2 separate regions of the Mus musculus genome follow, and region 2 is linked to region 1. A link is a loop called in an ENCODE intact Hi-C map of the cell type or tissue named here. Cell type or tissue: heart. All regions are shown on one strand. Each heading gives the region's core, and the rest is flanking DNA. Links, peaks and the distances in the headings are about the cores only.

Region 1 (8,343 bases), core at 303-8,302:
AGCTAAGATGGCAGTGAAATCCTGACTCTACTTTCTTTATTCCATAGTCAAGACTGCAACCAGCCATATATTGTTTCTTTCTTTCCCGATGCCACCTGAGCTGTGGTCAAGCAGGTGTGTGTATGATGATTTAAAGTGAGTAGGCTGCTTTCTCACCACCACCTTTTGTTGGCATTTTGTCTAGGCTCTGCCCCACAGTTACCTGACAACAGCCAGGTGTGCCTGACTCACTATAAAAGGGTCTGCTTGCCCACTTCCTCTCTCTCTCTGGCTCTCTTGTCCTTGCTCTGTCCTCTGTCCCCTTCCTCCTGTTCTCCCTTCCCTCAATCTCCTGCTCCCTCTCTCTCTAGTGCTCATGGCTGGCCTCTACTCGTCTTCTCTCTCTCTCTCTCTCTTTCTCTCTCTCTCCCTTTCTCTGTCTCTACTCCCTTATTAACCCCCATCTCCATGCCTAGAATAAACTCTATTCTATACTATACCATCCTGTGGCTGGTTCCTCGGTGGAAGGGATGCCTCAGCATGGGCCTGTGAAGGCACCCCCTTCCCCCATACCTGACTGCACATCCACCAGACATATTCCTTCACACAACACCTTTGCCATCAGGTTTCTTTTGGCATGTTAAACAGGCATCTCAGCCGCTTGCCCCAGGTCTGAAACCCAACAAAGCTTTAATCTCTTTTATTTCCTTCTGTCTCTTTATGCTGTCTCAGTCCATTAGTTTTGAGCACCTCTGGCCTTTTTCTCCTCTTTTTTTCCTAGAATGAATATTATGTCAACACCCCAAAGATGAACTTTTGGACAGTAGTACCCTTTATCTGTTCCTCTTCAACATGTGTTCATAGTCAATAAATTTCTAATTTTCACTGTTACCCATCTTGTAATTGGCATGTTGGGATTCTTGGCTGAGCCTGTCCTGTTAAAGCTGTGGGAGGCAGAGAGGGCTCTTGTTCTAAAACTACCTTTAAGTTAACAGAATAAAGGGGGGAGCCCATATTACACTGAGTGATACAGAAAAAGAAAACATTTAATAAAATGCAACAATTATAATGTAATTAAAAACTGGAATCAACAAACGCAGAATAAAGGCTATATTCCCTTCTGATGGAGGGTTTGTACGATGATGAAATTCTGAGTATGTTTGGGATGAGGCCAGAAAGTCTATTTTAACAGTTCTATTCAACACTGCATGAGAGGCTCTAGTCAGTCTATTATTAGACTTTAGTTTTTCCAATCTGATAGGTGAAAAATTGTTTTAGTGTAACTTTAATTTGCATCTTTTTCATTACCAACAGCTTGAGCATCTTTTATATGCTCAGGGACTGTTTGCATTTCTTTTTCTTGAAATGTGTGTTAATTTCTCTTTTCCATTTTCTATGGAGTAGATGGCCTTTTCTACCTTTAAACAAATACTTAAAGGAATTAAACCTTTATCTGGGATGCAAATTATAATTGCCTTTTCCCAGTTTGCCACTTTGTTATTTTCCTTGGTGTTTCTAGGATTTATTTGGTAGCATGTATTGTTTCTTTTCAACTTTATAATCAAATTTAGCAAAATTTTTCTCTTTGTTTCTGATTTTTGAGTTCTAATGAGGAAGGCTTTTTGTAAATGACAATAGAAGAATTCATTTATGATTTTCTAGAATTTCTTAAATTTCCCATTTGGAATATGTGAGGTCCCATTTTGTCTTTTTCTGTATGGCTAACAAGTCACTACTGTTTATTTACAAGACCTTCTTTTCTCCACTATATCAGGATCCCACTTTTATCATGCCCAATTTCCGTAAGTAAGAAGGCCTATTACTGGATATTCTGGTCATTATTGATTTTTTGAAAAATCTTTTATATTTTAAAAATGGAGTTCTCATTTCAGGGTGATGCAGAATGAAAAATGGACACATTAAAGAAGCCAAAATAGCCACTCAGTCAAGGAACAGGGAAAAGTTTATTTCAAACTGCCAAGGCTGTCTCCCAGGAAAGCAGGGAGAAGCCACAAAGGAAAAAATTTCAGAGTTATATGGGACCATGAGACAGGGAGCACCTAAGCTGGGGTGGGGCCCATGAGCCTAGTGGGGTTTGTGAGCAGGAACTGAGGGAACCTAGAGGCTTGCATTGACCTTCACAGGCTAATAGGCACCACAATCATCTGTTAGTGGAAGCGCTATGCTTCTTTTGTTAGAGATACTGAGACTAACTACCCCTTCCCCCCACTCTTTTTTCAAGTATGAACTTTCTTCAAGCCCCAGAGGGAATGCTGGCTTTTGTCTAAATGTCAGCCTTTGGGTAAAGGAATTTCTTGCGGGGGGGGTGGGGGGGGTGGGGAGAGGGACCAGACAAAGCCTCATAAAGAACCACAGAAGGTAGTTGTGGTTGGAGAGCTGCAAGTGTAGAAAGAGGCATTAAGATTAACATATCAAAGAAAACAGTAGCTGGGGAAGACTGGAAATCCCCCAGCCATGCTTGGTGTAGCAAAACAGCCTGTTTGAGAAAATCCCACGCTTTAGAAATGTGGGGAAAGGTGGATGCTATGTAAGTGATCTATAAAGAGTCAACACTAGTGGCCCACAACTTTTGAGCCTCAGACCTTTTCCAGCTCTCTGTCTTATTTCCATTCTTTGGAGTACCTTTTGTTACCAGAAATTAGGGTCCTCTCTCAGAGGTTAGTCTGGTTAGAAAAAAATTAAGAATGGGCTCAGAAGTTGGAAGACAATTGTATTTAGGTAAAACAACAGGGCAGGCAAGTTGTGAGGCTGTGAGTTGGGGTCTTTAGGATCCCCTACACAGGTTCTATTAATTTTATAGAGCTGCTCTGAACAAGATGCATATGAACAGGGAGCAAGGTATGGGGCCAAGGATGCATAGCCCTCCAAAACCTCCACTATTCAGAACCTTCTCAAAACCCCATTATTGTTTGCTTGTTTTTAATGGATGTGCCACTGTATAGGCATGATTAATTATAATACTGGCTATCAGAAATCAACTGAGTATTCAGCTTCTCTTCCCTCCCTGGAGACAAAGGCTAAAAGTCCCAAGCTTCTAGCATTTTTCATCTTTTTTCATGCTATAAGCATACAAATGATATTTCATCACTGTAAATTTAAAGGATTTTTAGAAAGTGTACACTAGGAAACAGAAAGAAGGAAATTGAATATATATTGTTCAATATCACACTTCTTTCTCCAGCCTTTGATGACTTCTATTCTGTTTTCTGCTTGAATGGATTTGTCTATTCCAGGTTATCTCATAGAAATAGAACCATATATTTGTCATTTTGTATTTGGATGATTTCATTGAGCATAATGTTTTCATTCAAGGTTCATCCAGTCACAGTTTCTATCAAACTTTCATTTCCTTTTATTGCATAACAGTGTCCCTTTTGGCTTGCAGGTGATTGAGCTGGACTGGGCTCCTTCCAGGGACCTAGCAACAGGGACATAACAGCTTACATCATCACCTGCAATACTGCCAGATGCAGATGGCCTGGCAGCATAAAGGGACTGCTTGCTACCCCAGTTCCCCTCTCTACTTTCTTTCTCACTCTCTTTCACTTTCTCTCTCTCTAACTCTCTCTCTCTCTCTCACTCTCACTCTCACTTTCTCTCTTTCTCTCTCTGTGTCCAAGTGTCCCTGGATGGCCTTTCTCTCTCTGTCCTTCTCTATCCCTACCTTCTGTGCCTTCGTGGCTCTGTATGGCTCTACTAACTTTCCTGATCCCCACTCCCCTCCCTTCCTCCAAATAAACCTCCTTTAATACCAGGTCTGTCGCATGACATGATTTCTCGGGGGGGGGGGGGGGTTACCTTAGCACAGGCCCACCAAGTACCACCTTAACCCTGCTGCCACTGCATATTTCATAACAATTCCCTATACAATTGTTTTGTAATTCTTTTGAGAGAGAGAGAGAGAGAGAAGAATGTGTGTGTGTGCCCTAGTATGATGGATTCGCATGCAGGTCAGAGGGCAACTTGTGAGAATCACTTCTCCCCTACCACTCTATGGGTCCTGGGGATCAAACTCAGGTCATCAGGCTTGACAGAAAGCTGCACGATCTCACAGGTCCATATTTAGTATGCTTTTATTTGATTGAATAAGTGTTCTATTTATCTCAATCCTTAACTGAGGTTTTTTCGCTTTATTAAGCATGATTAAACATTGTTGATTCTTGACATGTGCCTTGACCTGTTTAGCGTTTTGATGTAAAATAGAAACAAAGAAAAGGAAAGGTTAAAGACAAGTGGCATCCATGAAACAGAGATTTCTCAAATTAGGGATTTTCAAATATTTGTAATGTGTCAGAGAATTCAGAATTGAAACAGAACATTCTGGTTTTTTGTAAGTCTAAGCAAATTTGTTCATTGTAAAGCAGCACAGATGTAGGGAGATGATTTGAATTACTGGTCACAACTTATTAAAATATTCATATCATAAAACAAAAGGTATAAAGCAGGGTTTGAAACTAGAAAGATATAAATAATGTAAGCATTAGGGAGCATTGGGAATTAGCATGAATCCCTTGGACTTCTATATCACTAGAAATGCTTTTGATTTGTTTAGGAAATAGTTAAATGAAATTGCTAAAGATGCAGAACAGTGAAATATTTCTCTCTATTTTATTTTGCTGTGATGGTTTGTCAAACTGATTTATGATGGCTTTGTGTTATAGGTAAGTAGCAGATACACTAAATTTAGAGGACTTAGTAAACACCAAAAAATGTTATGAGGTAGCACAAGACACATGTAAACCATTTTGCACTTCCTCTGTCCTTCATTGTAAGACTAGCTAGAAAGGCAGGCAAACTTACAGGAACCTGGAAAGGGGAAGAAGCCCTTTAACCCATTACTGGCTTCACATTTCTCATTGGCTGAGATACAAGAACTTCCACACAACTGAAGAACAATATCAGGGAAAACTGCCCATAAAGATAAGACACTTTCTAAAATACATCTCAAATTCAGTTATTTAAAACAATTGGACCATGTTTGATTAAGAGCAAAGTGCATGTGACTTTTGAGTTTGACTTCATCAGCATGCTTACGATATACTTTATAAACCATTTTATAGTTTCATTGACAAAAGGAAATTAAGATAATATAAACAAGTCTTCAAATTCATATGCTTTATTTAGTTTTTAAACTCTAAGTTTTAAAATTTGCTTAACCTTTAACTCTGGTTATAAATTACAACCTTTGAGGAATGTAACTTTAAAAAGGACAAAAACATATACAAAGAGGTACTAATATACATAGTTTCTATACTGTAGTTTTTCTTATCACTGCCTAAATAGATGGCCAAACAACTTCAGACAACAAAGGTTTATTTTGAGAGGGTGGGTGTAATCCATTTTGGTGGGAAAGATATGGAGGCAGAAGCATGCATAGCAGCTTGTTAAATACACCAACAAGGAAGCAGAAAAAGAGTATTGAAGTCAGCTCCAGAGCCATACTGTTTTTCACCCAGGCCATAAACCCAAAAGGTTCAACAACCTCTCTCATTATTGCCAACAGCTGAAGACTGAATGATCAAACACATGAGGTTGTGAGTGACACTTAATGTTCAAACCACAACATTCTGTCCGACTTCCATAACTTCTCGTCCATCCCATAATTCAAAATGTATTCAGTCTATCTTAAAAAGTCCCCACATTCTTAACAGCATCCACATTGCTAAAAAGTGTAGAATCTTAAATATCTTCTGAGACTTAAGAACATCTTTCATCTGTAAACCCCTGAAAAAGTAGAAAAACATAACAAGTTATATACATTGGAACAGAGTTAAAATTCTTATTCCAAAAGGGAGAATTCTTATTCCAAAAGGGAGAAGTGGGGACTTAGTAAAGAAAGAAAACATTAAATCAAGACTGAAACCTTACACCAAAGCCTATAGCTCTATATCCAACATCAAGGACTCATAGAATCATTCAAAGTCAACAGGCACGGAACACACACGTCTTCTTTCTTTTGACAGCTTGTCTTTCCTCGGCAGATGTTCCACATTCCTGGCATGTCCAACACGCCTGGAGTTTTCATGGCGAGTTAGGCTTTTTACATCACACACTGCATAGCTCCATGACCCTAACATACATTGTCTGGTCTCAGTGGCTTTCTGGAACTTTGATGCAAGCCTCCATGGCCTCATACTACATGTATTTGCATGACTGTAATATTAGTACCACTTAAGTAACACCAAGTTCTTCTGCCAGCTTCAGATAGAGCCTCTTTGGACCACATTTACTTTGAAGTTGAATCTTAGAAATTACTTTCCAAGGTGGCTCTTCATTTCACCTCTGCCACCTAGGCCCCATGTCCAAAAGGCTGTTTGCCCCCCTCTGTCGCTTCTGTCTCCGACCAGCAGAAAAAAGCAACAACACAGTGTTCTTCTCAAAGCAGTTTATTCAGGAACCTTTCAACATGCAAGCAGGAATCTCTCTCTAGCCCCCAATCACAATCTCTTATATAACCCCTCAACCACGCCCCATCAGCTCAGTCCGCATAGTCTCAGTTCATTGGCCTTTGTCAAATGGCCTGATCTTGCTTCATGGTGCGCCAGCGCAGCTCTCATGATGGATGTGGCTTATTTTCGGGTGTATGAGGAAGTCAGGTGCAAGTCATAAGACTTGGCTGCAGTCCCGGGTGCCATCTTGGGACTACCGCCACACCCGCTCCCCACACCCCTCATCTCTCTCTTACTCTCCTATTCTCTTGCTCTCTTACCCTCTCTGTCCCTTCTCTCCCCATTCCCCTCCCTCATCTCTTTTCACATGTTCCTGGCCAGTCTCTCCTCCTCCCTCTCTTTGCCTTTCTCTATCTTTATGCCATCCTCAGCTCCCCTTCTCATGTCCTAAATAAAGTCTATTCTGCACTATATGTACTGTATAACTGGTCCCTCAGGGGGATGCCTCAGCATGGGCCCACAGAGATACCCCCTTCCACCTCACCAAACCGTGCCTCTATCAAACATATCCTGGCTCTTTCTTTCCTTTCTATAAAACACAACACTCTAATATACAATTCTCTACCCCCTCATTAGTGTCATTTGCAAACATTTTAATTTAGGATCTTATGGAAATATTCCACATAACTTCAGGAAAATGACACTTGAGTCGCAAGCTTTCTGGAGGGTTGTAAAAGTGTTAGAAGAAGGGAAGATATAAGACTGTACAAAGAGAGTACATGGATACTATGGATATTTATTGTCATTTATCATGGCTAAGAATCTAGAAGCAGAATCGCTAGGTTATGTTCATAATTTTACCTCCAAGAGCAGCTGTCAATATGCTTTCCAACATGACTCGGCCACACTTTGTCCCTGTGAGCAGGACATGGCAGTTCCATTTGTGTTGCAAAATAGCCAACTTGAGTGATCAGATGTACATTTTAGACACTCTATAGAAGTACAGTAGAATTACATTGTAAATTTTAACTCTCATTTCTATGATGACAAATGCTTTTGAGCATGTTCCTTTACACATTTGCAAGACACTAAACTCAAAATGTAGTCATGGAGTTATCTGTAAAATTCTCAGAATGACAATGATAGCACCATCACTATTTCATGTTAGTATAAATGTCTGAAATTTCTACTGCCTATAGAATGGGTAGTATACACACAGTTTCTAACATTCAATAGTTTCAGTAAACACTGGCCCAACTATGTCCTAATGAAATGCTTCAAAGAAACAGTCACCATAATTAAGGGTCAGAAATGTTTCCCAGGAGGTGATGTATGTAATTTAACTGGAATATTTGATGGTGAACCTCCTAGGGGGAAAATAGTTTCTAATGGTTATTTTTAATTAATAAAGTGTCAAGATAATGATAGAATCTCTGAAATTGGAAAACAGAAAAAGATTACTGTGCAAAGCAGCTCTGTATAAATACAGGGCACGATCTCTCCAGGACTTAGCTTCATCAGCTACAAAACAGGACAATTAATGACTCTGAATCCTCTTTTAACTCTGGCTCGTGTTCAGTATTTTGAATTGCTCTGTGACTACTAGGTGGCTTTTTTTTTCATGTGATTAGATTAATTAGATGTAATAGTACAATTTTGGAGGAAAAAGAATATCCCTGTCAGGACTGACAAGTTCTCTTCCTGCAGTTTTTTTCTCTAAGATAATTAAGTGAATTGAACCTCTTGATGTCCTAGCTGTGAGAGTTAAATATGCATGAATTCTTCCTTTCCCATAATTTTATTGTGAACATTTTTAAATACACAGGAACATTGAAATAATGTTGCAATGAATACTCAAAAGCCCAGACACCTGGATTGTGCAATTAACCTTTTGCTCTATTTAATTTGTTAAATATATACCATCCATATGTTTAAAGTAAATTTTAAAAAAAAG
Region 2 (8,343 bases), core at 243-8,242, 650 kb before region 1:
GTTCGAGGACAGCCTGGTCTACAGAGTGAGTTCCAGGACAGCCAGGGCTATACAGAGTAACCCTATCTCGAAAAACAAACAAACAAACAAACAAACAAAATGTGCTTAAGGATATATGTTTGCTCTTGATTGGACCTGATGGGAAAGCAGCCTTGTGAAAAAAAGCCTCTGCAAGATGTTACTCCTAGCCATTTTCTAAGAACCCAGGAATGGACCTGGCCAGAGTCCATCCTGCTGGCTAGTATTTAATTAAGGTGTGCTTCAAATTTGGCTCAAAGATTATGGTAGTGGTCCTATTCTGAACTGGTGGGATTAACAACAGGAGTATCCAAATTATATACCAAAGTCTATTAAATGTTTTAAGGAATAGGTTCGCTAAGATAAGCAGAGATCCTGACATTTTCTGAAGCCATATGTAAAACATATGCAGCTACTATACTAACCATCAAAGGTTTAATAAGTTTGAAAAAGCAAAATACCAACCTTCTAGCCCTATTGCTAATTTATGATGAAAATAAAGGTATCTTTCTGTGAAATAAGTAACACAGTAAGAACTGTGCCTTTTTTGACAAGTTATTTTCTCTTTTCTATAATAAAGAATAAAATATGAAGATGAATGTCAAGTGTAAAGTAGCATCAACTATGGCTCCTTTGTACATCCACAAGAAATGAATCAAATTAATATTCATGACACCTGGTCATCAGTTATGCCAATAAAATCAAAATATAAAGGCAAAAGTCAGCAGTTATTCCAATTGAGAATTCATAGCGCATGTTAAGCAATTGTTAGCTTAAGAAAGTATATGAAGATATTTTCAGTTAGGAACCGTACATGCTGAAGCATTTCTACATTCAGAATCACATATAAAAGGACATAAAAGAATCTCAAAAATCAAAATAACAAAAATCACCAACTCAATCCTCCCATGAGCATCTCACTATGTGAAAGACTAGACAACTCTAAAACCCAAGACAATTCAATACAAAACATATACACTATGATCTCAAATATACAGGAAGAAAGTACAACATAATTATGCTCAACAATTATGCTTGTGTTTGTACTGAAATATTATGAAAGATTATGTAGCAAACCTTTTAGCAGCTGCCTTGGGAAACAGTTACCTATATTTTGAGAGATAACTTAGAAAAAGATTTTTTTTAACTAATATCTTTTTTGTAACTTTTCAGTGTTGAACTATGTCCAAATATATGTATTCAAAAAAGTGCATGAAGAAACCTGAATATCAAAGACAGAATAGTGGCTACAAATAGCATGGTAGCAGAAGCCAAGTATAGGTAGATTTGAGATCTAAAATATAGAAGTGACAAGCTCTGGTAATTGTTAGGACTTAATATGTTTTTTGTTTGCTTGTTTTGTTCTTTGTTTGTTTTTTTTGTTTTCGTTGGTTCAAGACAGGGTTTCTCTGTATAGCCCTGGCTGTCCTGGCACTCACTTTGTACACCAGGCTGGCCTGGAACTCAGAAATCCACCTGCCTCTCTGCCTCCCGAGTGCTGGGATCAAAGGTGTGCCACCACCACCCTGCAGGACTTAAGATGTTAAAAGAAGAGGTGCTGATGAATATTCCACGGTTTCTGGGATGACAGGTTTGTGGCGTGTGACAATTACAAAAAAAGTTAAAAGATATGTCCTCAAAACACACGTCAGATAGACAGTCAAGTATACATACAAGTTGGAACCAGGATTAAGACCTATCCCAGAGCTTCCATGTAGAGAAAACATATTTGAAGCAGGGAAAAGTAAACAAAAACTCTAAAATTAAAAATCTTTTCAAGAGCTTTCAAACCTACCTCCACCTCTCTTCTATCTCGTAGATGAATCAAGGTCTTAGTTTAAATTTAATTGTCTTTCCATATAACATCTATCTTGTACTGAGTACCTTCCATGACATGAAAACACTATTTTCCCTCTATAACACAAAACCCTAAAGCCTGGAGGAAATCTACTACCACTCCATTTTACAAATGAAAAATAGTCCCCAAAAGATGCTTGCCTAAGGATCACAGATCTGGTAGATGACAAAGCATATTTCTACCTGAAAATCAACAGATGACTATTTATAAATTAGTACTTAATACCTAGTGCTCCACCACATCAATAACATTCCCATAAAAACCAACTACTACTTATGCCATGTTTCCTGATTCAATAGTTCATTCAATTTCTGTCTTGTACACAGTTTAAACTATCCATAATAAATGTTCGAGAGGTCAAAAATTGTAGCACCATTTGAAAGATCATAACACTAAATATTGTTATTATTGTATTTAAAGTATTATATTCTCAGACTGTTTTCTTCTGAAGATACACTATAGAGAAAAAAAAAGCCAGAAGTAATTGGTTGTCTCCAAAACTGATACAGATCCTCCCAACAATACAACAAATGGTTCACAAATCACTGAAGCAAAAAAATTTTTTAGCTCATATCATATTTGAAAACCAAAATTCTAAAACATTTATTTTAACCACTATATACTGAAAACATAATTTCCCTAAGTATACAAACTATCTGAACAAAACTCAAGCAACTAAGACCCAAGTTCTTAGAAAAATTATTTCTGTCATGTACTACATAATATTCTAACACATAAAATTCTATACCACCACAATATCAAAATACAAATCCACATAAATTCAGCTACTTATCTGGTTTCTACTCATTTTCCAAACAATTTATCCTCAATTTTCATATGGCAAAGACAGGTGGGAGCAGAGGCACAATGCTCTCTGACATTTAAAAAATAATAATAATAATAAAAGAAATCATGTTTAATAAAAGTTTTTTTTTTTAAAAAAGACATTACACACAATGATGCCACTAATTGTGCAGACTTGCCTGAAAATAATAGGATACACATGAAAACAAGACTGGCCATGAAACTCAAAGGTGGGAAGGAGAACATAAGAAAAGTTGAACAGAGCCAGGCGTGGTGGCGCGCGCCTTTAATCCCAGCACTTGGGAGGCAGAGGCAGGTGGATTTCTGAGTTCGAGGCCAGCCTGGTCTACAGAGTGAGTTCCAGGACAGCCAGGGCTATACAGAGAAACCCTGTCTCGAAAAAACCAAAATAAATAAATAAATAAATAAATAATAAATAAATAAATAAAATAGAGAGAGAAAGAAGAAAAGAAAAGTTGAACAGAGAAGAGGCAGGGGGAAATGATGTCATTACAATACGCATGTATAAAATGCTAAAAACAACAAATAAATAAAACATGCTAATGAGGAAAATGGAAAATGACTTAAGTTCAGTGACTATCACAAAGCTACCTAAACTGCAAAATACCACACCTCCTTATGTCTATACTTCATTCACTACCATTTCTCCACCAAAAGACCACCACCAAGTTCAGAAATAGTCCAACTATTTGGACTACTAAAATGTAATAAAATAGGCCGGGCGTGGTGAGCACGCCTTTAATCCCAGCACTTGGGAGGCAGAGGCAGGTGGATTTCTGAGTTTGAGGCCAGCCTGGTCTACAAAGTGAGTTCCAGGACAGCCAGAGCTACAGAGAAAGCCTGTCTCGAAAAAAACAAAACAAAACAAAAAAAAAAGATGTAATAAAATGCAATAAAGAAAAGACCTGGAAAAATGGCTCAGTGATTAAAAGAGCTATCATATGGCTCTTACAGAGAAACCTGTCCAGTTTCCAATGCCCCCATCAGGCAATTCACAACTACCTAAACTCCAGTTCCAGGAGATCTGACACCCTCTTGTGTCTTTCAGGGGCACTGCACTCATGTGCACAAACCTATACAGACACACATGCACATAATTAAAAATAAAAATATGGTACTAGAGATGGTTCAATCATGAATAATACTTGTTGCTCTTAAAGAGAACCCATGTTCAGTTCCTAGCACCCACATGATAGCTCACAACCATATGTCAACCAATGTCTCCTGATCTCCTCAAACACATCTGTGTACACATATATACTCACACACATAAAATAAAAATTTAAACCTAAAAAAAAAAAATCAATAATTTTTTTCATAGTGAGAAGAGCTTAAGTGTTGGCTCAGTGATCAAAAGTATGTGTTACTCTTCCAAAGGACCTAAGTTCAATTTCCAGCACCCACATGGCAGCTCACAACCATCTGTAACTCCAGTCCCAGGGGATTCAATGTCCTATTCTGACCTCTAATAAGACCAGGAACATACATAGTACACAAATGCAGGCAAAGTACTCATCCATAAAGTAAATAAATCTAAGAAATTTTTGTACACGACAGAAAGGAACTCTATAAAGTACAAAGTTATGTTCTGCATTCCAAAATAGTAATTAAACTATTCTGTGAGAAACCTGCTAAAACTGTCAAGGATCTTTAAGCTGGCAGGCAAACTCATTTAAGAACCCATAGAAAAGTATGTATTACTACAAAGATCACAAGGTATAAATCACCCTTTAAAGATCTGAAAAAGCTAAAACTTGATTTTTAGATTATTTTCCTAAACAAAATTAAAAGGCAACTTGTTGCTATCTAAACTGAGAAATAATATCTCCAAGAAAGAATTCCTATCCTTTTTAAACTGACCTTTATCACAAATATTCAGAGTACCTGACACTTTGCTTCTGCCACTGATATTCGAAGGCCAGTTATCCTTATGCTAATCCTATCCCACTTAAGGAGCTTTCAAGTTTAACCAAAATGATACCTACATTACCTTCCTACACTTCCTATTTCCTACACTGACCAGCTGAGCTTGATGTGAATTCAAATATTACTGTCATAACTTACAAACCAATATAGAAAGCTTATGCAATTATATACCAAGATTCAGTATGAATAAATGACTGTCAACTATGCATTCATTAAATAAATGCCATTAATTAAATAGTCTGCAAATAATTACAGGTATGCTGTAAACAGCCCAACCATCACTTCAATTCTTGGACAATGTAGTGGGTAGCTTTTTACCATAAATTAGCTCTCTGGATACCACATTTTAAAGATATTAATAATGCACAGTATTATCAATCATTAACATCAATTTCAAAGAACTCTAAGTATCACCAATGAGTTTCAAAGCAAAACCGAGCAGAAATCCTTTCAAATATGCAGAATATTGGTAATATATAAACAAAACTAAATGTTGCATGATCTAAGTGAGAAAAAAATTAACCCTACGTCCTGCCAACTAATAAAACTTAAGTATGAAACCCCATCATTCTATTCAAGTCACAGAAATTTACCTCTGAACCAGTTTTTAACAACCATGTGAAGAAGAGAGTCAATGTTGCCTTTTGTAAGAGAATCTTCAGAAAACCTATTCCATGAAAAGAAAACCAGAAACTTAAAATTACACAGCATGATGGCTCACTCTGAAGCTGAAGCAGAAAGATCAACTAGCAGCCACCTGGGACTAGAGTAAGACCCTATTCACAACAAACAAACAAAAAAAAGTACCTATTGCTTCAGCTTTATTCTCTGACAGACATATGAACATGATCTGTAATCTCTTACTATAATTTTGTTACAGGGAACATATCAAATTTTTTAGCAAACAACATAGTAACTGCATAAAACTTTCTCCAAGCAATTGTGACTAGATCTAATTTTCAAACACAAGGCATATGTATTGTGTGTCTGTGTGTGTGTGTGTGTGTGTGTGTGTGTGTGAGAGAGAGAGAGAGAGTTAGTTGTTAAAGGGATCAAAACTCAAGTCCTCAGGCTTGGCAACAAAAGCCTTTTCTTGATGAGTCATCGTGCCAGTCCTATTTCTATAGCTACTTTTTCCAACCAAAACACTAAAAGTTCTTTAGCACTGAAAATGGAGATCTTCTTTAAGTCCTTACAAAGAGTACACATTCATTTTCATACATCACGAATAATCCAAATATCGTAACACAAACAAGCCACCTCTAAAAATGACCTAATGATGTCCTTATCTTATTTACACTCTTTTACTTTGCTTCTCTCTATATACTCCTAACTCAAATCCTTACCTAATTAAAAACTATATACCCCAAAAGTTTTCAAATTTGTACTAAATAATCATCATAGTTAATTTCTGCTAAAAAAAGGTTTCACTCAATTATTTCTTAGTAATTCCAATGTAATTAGGAAATAAAAATAATGACTATTAGTCCTGGAGAGATGGCTCGGTGGTTAAGAGAACTGGCTGCTCTTCTAGAGAATTCAGGTTCAATTCTAAGCACCCACGAAGGACAATTCACAACTGGCTGTAACTCCAGTTCTAAGGGATCAGATCAGAAGCTCTTCTGGCCTCCTCAGTCAACACCCAAGTGGTACACAGATATACATGCAGGCAACACACCCATAGACATAAAATAAGTAATAGTAGTAGTAATAATAATAATAATAAATTATGGGTTATCATTAAAGAGAAAACTGTTAAAGACCATGCTATATTACAAAAATTCTAAAGCAAGCTTTAGTTCCTTTACAGCCTTATTTAAGGTATTACTACAAAATACTGTATTACTATTATCTTGAAATTCAAAACACTATACTATATATCAAATGATAATTCTACAAGCAACCCTTTCAATAACTCTTACATAATCGAGCCTTACAAAAGTATGCAGAGTCCAGAAAAAAAAATCATCTGCACATGTTAAAGGACAAATAAAAAATACCTATGGAATGGTTTTAGTTTTCTAAAATGTTAGACTTGTTTATAAATGTGCACTTAAAAACCTTAAAGACGACTGGCAGTGGTGGAGCATGGCTTTAAACCCAGCACTTGGGAGGCAGAGGCAGGCAGATTTCTGAGTTCGAGGCCAGCCTGGTCTACAAAGTGAGTTCCAGGACAGCCAGGGCTATACAGAAAAATCCTGTCTCAAAAAACCAAAAAAAAAAAAAAAAAAAAAAAGAATTCTAGAAAATGTTCTATTCTGTGTTCAGTAAAACTGCCTGAACAAATCCACCACCCTATAGAGAAAAGCCAATACTTTTTATTAAAAAGAGTTACATAGGAAATAATTCTGAAAGCAACATAACAATCTACTTCCCAAACCTCACATTCAAACATACTGATTCTCAGGACAGTTAGAGGATGGATAAAACTTAATAATTTAACACTCATTCTAGTCCGAATTCAATTCAAATAGAAAATGTGAGGTGTTATTTTATCAAGCATAAATTTATATTACACATTTTACTGAAATGTTCATGCTAATAAGGACACAATCAAGATCCACGTAGGTGTACAAAGTACATAATATGGAATGTTTTAGCATTAAAGCTGTTGAGCCCTGATCTAAGTAGCTAGACCCTAAGAAGCCAGAATCAATGAAGATTTTTTTTTAATCAATATACCACCTGAGATTTATAAAGTCATAATTCTTCCCCCAAACAAAATGAAGCTTCACATATTTTTTCATGCTTAACATGTGACTGTATTCAAATACCAGAAAAATAAAATAACACACATTTAGAAAATTTTGAAAATGCTCAATTTTTAAAATGTGAACTCAGTTCATATTAACTGTAGGTTTTACTATTTATGATATAATATCCCACGTTAAGGACAACCATGTGTGATTCTGATAACAAGCATTCTAAGATATGAAAGTAAGAACTAGCACTTTACACATGCACTTAAAACACATTCCACTTATTTCTTCATCACTGTAACCAAAAGGAATAAATTTAGCCTAAATTTCCAAATGAATTATCGCTGAAAGCAACTCTATTAACTCAATTTAAACTAGCAATGTTTACTCCAAAATAAAATGGCCCTTAAATTTAAACACTATATACAGGTGTGTGTACACACACACACACACACACACACATCTTTGGAATGACAACTTTACATTAATCTAATCTTTGTACATAAAATACTTCAAATAGGTTGAGGAAAATCTTGAAAAGAGGGGGCTAACAACTATTTATATTTATATAATTCCAGAGCTAGTTACTGAACATTTTTCCAGCGCTAATTTTAATGAAAGAAAATTAATACCGTCACTGTCAAAGTTCAATTCAAATTTCCTTACCATTCAAAGAAAATGGACCTACCGAAAAAGATTATGACTGTTTTGCCTTATAGTCATTGTCTGCAATCACAAGTTCTTATATTTTGATACTTTAAAATAAAAACGTAATTATGATCACAGATAAAAACAATTAAGGCAGCCAAACCAAAATACATTCAAAAAGTAAGGAGCAAAATAATCAACTTTTTTTAAAGCCGTTAAGCTTTAGTCGCCTTTCTTAAACTTCCCAATTGCAACAATAGAGCTAACAAAGTATCAAATCAAACCTAAAGATTTCCGGCAAAGAAGAAAAGGTCTAATGAATGCAACATCTACCATAGACACTCCAAGTTTGAGAGTCCCAGCTAACAA

What was found. A loop is a pair of places that touch in the nucleus more often than their neighbours do. Peaks named below come from ENCODE experiments on the same cell type or tissue, not always from the same donor. Only the 100,000 strongest peaks of a DNase experiment are listed, where the experiment ranks them.
Region 2: it touches region 1 in a loop (4-fold over the local background); 2 of 42 quality-filtered maps call a loop at or near these places.

What each region holds. Positions count from the first base shown.
Region 1 is chrX:17,515,378-17,523,720 of GRCm38, reverse strand. Gm39497 (a long non-coding RNA gene) reads left to right here and starts at 6,731. Exons shown (of 3, transcript XR_878072.1): 1 at 6,731-8,343. It also overlaps a transcript of Fundc1 not described here. In heart, for the core only: no CTCF peak of the experiment used is centred there; a DNase peak (open chromatin) is centred at 3,460.
Region 2 is chrX:18,164,535-18,172,877 of GRCm38, reverse strand. All of the region lies in intron 2 of Kdm6a (lysine (K)-specific demethylase 6A), which reads right to left. Among named protein-coding and RNA genes, the nearest start is that of Kdm6a, 6.1 kb to the right of the region's middle. In heart, for the core only: a CTCF peak has its summit at 3,756 (motif pointing left); no DNase peak of the experiment used is centred there; H3K4me3 peaks cover 622 bases; H3K27ac peaks cover 54 bases.